Linked DNA regions of Mus musculus: region 2 is linked to region 1. The links are chromatin contacts, found by Hi-C or POLR2A ChIA-PET in ENCODE. All regions are on one chromosome and are shown on one strand. Each heading gives the region's core, a stretch centred on a gene start or an enhancer-like site at or near the end of the contact. The rest is flanking DNA. Distances are from core to core; before and after follow the strand shown. Region 1 overlaps Specc1 (sperm antigen with calponin homology and coiled-coil domains 1). Region 2 holds the start of Zswim7 (zinc finger SWIM-type containing 7).

Region 1 (3,098 bases), core at 337-2,836:
CAGAGGGCTAGATGTCCAGGGCCGTAAGTGGGTGCTGGGAACACTTCTCTTCAGATGGCTGGTGGTTCCCGCTTTCATTTGTGTTGGTAGTGGTGCATCTCTAACTGGGATACTTAGAAACTGCTAGATTTGGTGAGTGGGTTTGTCTCTAAGGGTCTCAGTTCTCCATTTCTACTGGCCAGTGAGACTGGCATGTGTCTGGTGCTCGTGGGAGATGGGAAGAGAATACTCCAGATAGTCATTACTGCTAGAAGGCCGATTGCTTTGGGACAGCCCCACTCCCTCTCAGGGTCTCTTTTGCCAGACTAGTACCAAATCCCCAGGCTCAGCTGACTCTCCTGCTTCCATCTCCAGAATAGCTGAAGTCATAGGCAGGGGCACCGTGCTTGGCAGGACATGGCTTTCTCTCTCCCAGCCATGGCTTGAATTCTGGATGCCCTACAAAAGCTGAGGAGCAACTGGATGAAGAATGAGAACTAAGGACAAACTCGGATGCTAAAGTGAGAAGGGACTGAGGAGAGGGCCGTTCCTCGGACCCTGTCCCTGTCGGTGTGGCCTCAGCACTGTCACCTGTCATCAGCTCAGACACCACTCAGCACAGAAAACCACGGGCTTCCCCACATGGTTTAACTTCTCAAGGTCTTGCATTCTGCAGGTCTCTCTTGTGCTTAGCTGAGGGCAGAGGGGAAACACACGGCCATGGAGGCTTTTGACAACCTCCAAATGATAGTTAGTAAAGAAGCACAAGACAAACAAAACCACAGCAAAACCACAAAGTACCAAAGCCGGGCATGGTGTCTAATCTCAGCACCTGGGAGGCAGAGGCAGGAAGATCAGGCATTCAAGACCAGCCATGAGATTCTGTTTCATAAAATCCCCAACGCAAAGCAAACAAATAAACAAACAAACCCACCCCCAAACACCCCAATAAAACCGGAGAAAATGTAAGGCACCGGCTGTGCTGGTATTCTTAGCTGGTCAGTTTTCCATATTCCCTTTTGTACCCTGGAGCTCTTCCCAGACCCTGAACCTCCACATGCAGCAGTGTGGTACCATGTCAGAGCGCCAGAGCAGAGTGCTATCTGCCTGCCCTCTGCCTCACCCCCATCACCAGCAGTACCTGTTTCTACTGGGAATGATCTCATTTCTCTTCTACATCCCTGGCAAGAAGTGTAGTAATCAGGAGAAAGTCAAAGGAAAATAAAGACAAGAACATGTGGCTGGCCAGTCTTAGGCAAACTGGATTCCAATCACAGGGAGGCTGGGCCCCAAAGTGCCTACACTTACAAGGAACTGTAAGGTGTTCAGTGACTGGCATGGAGCCTGCTCTGCTGAGAGCTCCTAAATGTCTAGACAGCACCCTGACAAGAGCCAGAGACAGACTGAACTACAAGCCTTAACTGTGGCCTCCCCTACATAGCTGGAGATCACCCGTGGGGAACCAGGACCTAGATGTGTGGGACAGCACTTCCCTCTCCCCGCTGGGCAGAGCAGAAGTCCAGAGACAGTGAGGGCTGTCCTCAATGACATCAACACAGCCAGTGCTGACGCAGCACAAGTCCTAGCTTTCTGAGCAACACATTCATCAGAAAGGAGGTTCTGAGCCCTAGACTTCCACCTGGAGATGAAGGGGCCCATTTCACAGCTGACTACTGCTCAGGAGCTCCTGTGGGGAGCACAGGGGGCTGCGGGGGCGGGGGAGTGTCTTGCCCCTCTGCATGGCTGTCCACCAGTTCTGGAGAACTGTGAGAATCTGCAGACTCCATCTTTGCTAGGTTCCAGTTATTCTGACTCACCTGATTGGAGGGTCAGGCATGCAGTTGCTAGGAGTCCCAGGGGAACTGGATGGAGCCACAGCCAAGAACTACAGATAGAGCCTGAAGGTGGAGCCTGTGGCCCCAAGAGGCTACAACAGTTTGAGAATCAGCGCTGCTGCACCCAGCTGCCACCCATCAGAGGGATGGACTGGAGGGAGGGACAGAACTCAGGTCCTCCAAGGATACAGACCGGGCCAGCAGGGTGGCTCAGATAAGCAGGCAGAGATTCACTAGAACTATGGTGGTTATTCTCAGGGGTTGCTGTGGACATGGTCCTTTCTCAAAGGACCAGCACAGGGCTATTTGGCACTTAGAACAATAATGGGTGTTTGTGCACACCCAACTGTCTGAGAAAGGGGCATCCTCATTTGCTATGAAGTGCACATTTATTTGACGGAGAAAAGTAGCAAGGAGCTCCTAGACTCTAGAGCCAATGAGCCCGAGTACTCAGGGGTGGGGGTGGGAGGGGGGAGGGGGGAGGGGAAGAAGGGGCGCTGTTTCTCAGAGAAGCAGCAGGATATCAGGGGAAAGTGTGACTGTTCTCATAGCTTTTATCATTAGGCAAATGTAAAAGGTCCAACAAGTGCTAAGAACCAACTCTGTCTGGAACTAAAACGCAGTTTCTATTTCTGCCTTCCCACCCTGTTGGACTGTTCAAATGTGCAAGGAGCTCACCAGCACAGGCTGCTTCACACGCGTCAGGGACTTCTGTTGAGTCCCACATATTAGGCAGATGTGTGTGTGAATGGGACTGTAAATAAATAGCAGGGCAGAAGGTGATGTGGACAACGGTCATGGTTCCATTAGCCAAGACACCAGACCTGTACTCAGGCTGTGTGGTTCATGTGCACGCCAGCTGGCCTCCCGTGGACCATCAGCAAGGCACCAAAGGCTCCTTTGCACACTCGAGGAATCAAATGGGGACAGTGAGACCTATGCAGTGTAATTAAGTCCTCAGTTACACAGAGCTGAGCAAACTATTTCCCTAGTCAGTGTGCTGCTAGGTGGCTAAGAGGCAAAAGCTGCGTTTGTTTTTCTGTTCTGTGGGGTGCTGCTTTATTTTGGGGCAGGTAGTTGCTAAGGACAGAGTTTTGACTGAAGCAAGGCCAGAGCAGTGTTAGTGAAGGGGGGAAGGAGAAGAGACATGGAGAGTGAAGGGCTGGTGTCAGCACGTAGAGCACGTGTGGGCTGCACAAGGGACTGGCAACACTGGAATCTCACAGAAGAGGGCCTGGGATTGGGGACCCAGCATGTGAGGAGTGGGCTGCCTCTCTAGAAACT
Region 2 (3,098 bases), core at 256-2,755, 60 kb before region 1:
GGGTTTGTGTTTTCTCACAGGTACAGGGAGAAGTCACTCAGCTGTCAAACAAGAAAGCACTACTACAATCTGATTTACATTTTCAAACCATCACTCAGGTTGCTACACGGAGAAAGGACTGCGGTTGGGGCAAGAGAACAGGACCTGTGTGAGGAAAACTGGGGGAAAAGAGGGAATGGAAAAAGAGGGCAGGCGATTTGAGAAGTGTTCTGGATTTGATGGCAACTGTGTTTACTGCTGTAACTGGGAATTATCAACAACACACTTTAAGAACAATTATGATTATTTTCTGTTTTTTTTTTTTTTTTTCTCCTCTTTTTTGAGACAGGGTTTCTCTGTGTAACAGAATCCTGGCTGTCCTGGACTTGCTTTGTAGAGCAAGCTGGTTTCAAACACAGGGGTCCGCCTGAGGAACCACTATGATTTTTTAGGCTTAATTTTTTAGGTGATAGAGAGAACACTGTTAAAGCCATATTTGGGGGGAAGGAATTTAAGAAAAAGTGCTTAGTCCCGGGCATGCTAAATCTGAGAGATAGCTGTGGCCTTGCAATAGAGACAGCATGTCAATGACACACTGCAGTCTGAACACAAATCTGGACGTTGTTGGCATTAAGTCGATATTGAACCCGTAGGAAGAGATGAAATAAACCTGGAGGGGGGAAAAAAAGGATGTGGAGAAACAGATTTAGACGCAAACCAATAGGCATAAACGATACTAAATTGCATTTTCGGGGCGTCATTCATAGTCTATGAACAAAATGTCATTCGGCTTGGAGGTTAGCTGATTAAAGCCACCCTCGCAAAACATCCTCAATCAATACGTTTGGACAAAATAAATAAATAAATAAAGGAAATGTGAGGGTCTCCACCTGCACTCACAACTGCAGCGATTCTGCTGCAGGATTCGCTCTGGACCAGTCTGGATGGATCCCAACCTTCCACCCAGGGCCAATCCATCCAGGCCTCGGGAAACCGGAGCAGAGAGCGCGCGCGCCCGGTCGAGCCCCTCACCTTGGCTTGCTTCAGCAGCTGGATGATCTCGGCCTCCGCCTCGTCTGACGCGTCCTCTCCCGGCTGCTCGGCCGTCGCCGCGGGTCGCGAGAACCAGGCGAGAGCTGCGAGAAGCGGCTCAGAGGTCACCGGGACCGGCCCGTGCCCGCGTCCCCGCCCCCGCCGGGCCGGCCCCGCCCGGAGCGCACCGCTCACCTGCCAACAGCGGCAGCACCCCGTGCCCCCGCGCCGGCGCGCCTCGGGTCCGCAGCCGCTCCGCGCCCGTCCCCGCGTCGCCCGTCCGCTCCGGCAGCAGGCGCGCCGTACAACCCCCACACCGCCGGCCCGCGGCCCGCAGCAGGGTTCGACCCAGACGCCAGCGAAGCAACCGGAACATGCCGACGGGTCCTCCCTCAGAGATCCACTAAGCCACGGCTGGCCCGGGACGCCCCGCCAGTCCGCATGCGCGATGACGCATGCTGACGTCACGCCGTCTCGTCCCGCCCCGCCCCGCCCCCGGCCTGCAGGGCGCGTGAAGTTCGCAGCGCCCGGGAGGAGAGAAGACGGGCGGCGTGCCATGGCGGTCGCGCTCCCGGAGGTGGTGGAAGAGCTCCTGAGCGAGATGGCCGCCGCTGTGCGAGACAGCGCGAGAAGTACGGCCTGCGGGCTTTTATTCTTACCCCGCATGGTTATGTCCCTGAAGCCTGGGCCCCTTAAATCGCTTAACTAAATAGAGGGATTTGAGTGACTAGACGTCAGATCCCTGAGTGCGAGCCGGTGTGCGGGAACCCCGGTACTTAAAGAGAGCCACTGGGTACATCCAAGGAGTGGGCGAGGGCTGGGATGCGGAATGGCAGATGCGTAGACAATTTCGAGTTACTCAGAATCTTTATCCACAATCCGTGATGCAAAGTTTAAAAATAATACCCTTGTTTACTACTTTGTTTAGTAAATAGATTTTACTAAAAAACATTCAGGGAGGCAAAACCTTTAAAAAAAAATCGGGAAGTTGAAAATTACTTCTTCCCTCTGGCCTGTAGAGGTCGCCCTATGCCTGTCTCCAACAAAATGACCGACCAAGGATGATCTTTGCTTACTCACCAGAGTAGGAGGATCTACCAAAAGGGGAAAACTAGTAATGAGGATCTACTATGCAGCTCGGCTGGTAAAGAGGCTTGCCTGGCATGTAGAGAGCTGCCGTGGATTCCCCACCACCGCACAAGACTGGGCACATGGCTGTAGTCTCCGCACTTGGGAAGTGGAGACAAAAAAAAAAAAAAAAAAAAAAAAAAGAAAGAAAGAAAAAGGGAAAGTTTAAGGTCAACCTCAGCTACATAATGCTAGGCCAGACTGGGCTGCTGGAGACTTTATCTCAAAAAACTGGAGGTGGGGTGGGGGGTGCTTTTGAAGTGTAGACTAATTAAAGCACTCTCCCCAAAAATAGCCTCTCTAAATGATAGCCAAATTAGAGCACAAAACTCCTATTGTTCATTGATTGTGCTCTGTGAACTGGTTTGAGTTACTGCTTCAATGGGACTAGAAAAGTAAACGAATAGTCTCATTTTGGTCTTTTACGTAAAAGATTCAGCCAACCAGGTATTCAAACATGCTTTGACTTCAAAGAAGTTGTGGGGTGTTAGTCTGTTGTGAGGTCTTGCTTCCAGGATTTGACCACAGATGTTCTGAGATGCTGGAACGAGATGAGTTTTACAGAACAGGGCTGTTGGTTAATCCATATGCCAGTAACTGAAGGGGCCCCCTTACACAGGAGCAGACTCTCAATTCCTGTTTATTTTTCAGTAGAGCAGTTTTCAGTATTGGGTCTGGGTATTCCTTTCTAATCCCCAATCTTCCTTGGTAACCGTGCAGAATATAAGTCCAGGTTGCATGTATATGATTTTGACCATATAGAAGCTATGATTTCCTTTCCTGGGTAACTTGGTTCCCCTGAATTATAACCATCTCGGCTTTCTAAGCTTGTTTAGTTTTCTACATATGTATTTTTACTTGAACTTGAAATTTTATGCCACTATCACAGGTCTCCACTCAAAATGTTAAGGTAAAAAAGACATTTTATCAGTTACATTTTCATAAAGGAATCTGCGAAG

What was found. A loop is a pair of places that touch in the nucleus more often than their neighbours do. ChIA-PET counts read pairs that join two places held with the same protein, here RNA polymerase II (POLR2A).
Region 2: a loop to region 1 is called in a map of regulatory T cell, with 2.3 times the contacts of the local background. The contact joins the promoter of Zswim7 here to the enhancer-like site in region 1. A Hi-C loop is called at or near these places in 1 of 37 maps with a recorded cell type or tissue (regulatory T cell). POLR2A ChIA-PET finds 5 or more read pairs at or near these places in 1 of 5 experiments (Patski).

What each region holds. Positions count from the first base shown.
Region 1 is chr11:62,219,684-62,222,781 of GRCm38, reverse strand. Specc1 (sperm antigen with calponin homology and coiled-coil domains 1) reads right to left here. Exons shown (of 15, transcript NM_001281818.1): 15 at 1-3,098. Among named protein-coding and RNA genes, the nearest start is that of Adora2b, 28 kb to the left of the region's middle. Within about 2 kb of position 1,586, at least 1 of the 3 ENCODE cell types and tissues checked has a DNase peak (open chromatin) inside an H3K27ac peak, as active enhancers do.
Region 2 is chr11:62,279,802-62,282,899 of GRCm38, reverse strand. Zswim7 (zinc finger SWIM-type containing 7) reads left to right here and starts at 1,505. Exons shown (of 5, transcript NM_027198.1): 1 at 1,505-1,643. The coding sequence starts at 1,568. It overlaps Ttc19 (tetratricopeptide repeat domain 19), which reads right to left and starts at 1,427. Exons shown (of 10, transcript NM_028360.2): 1 at 1,207-1,427; 2 at 1,012-1,115. The coding sequence starts at 1,387.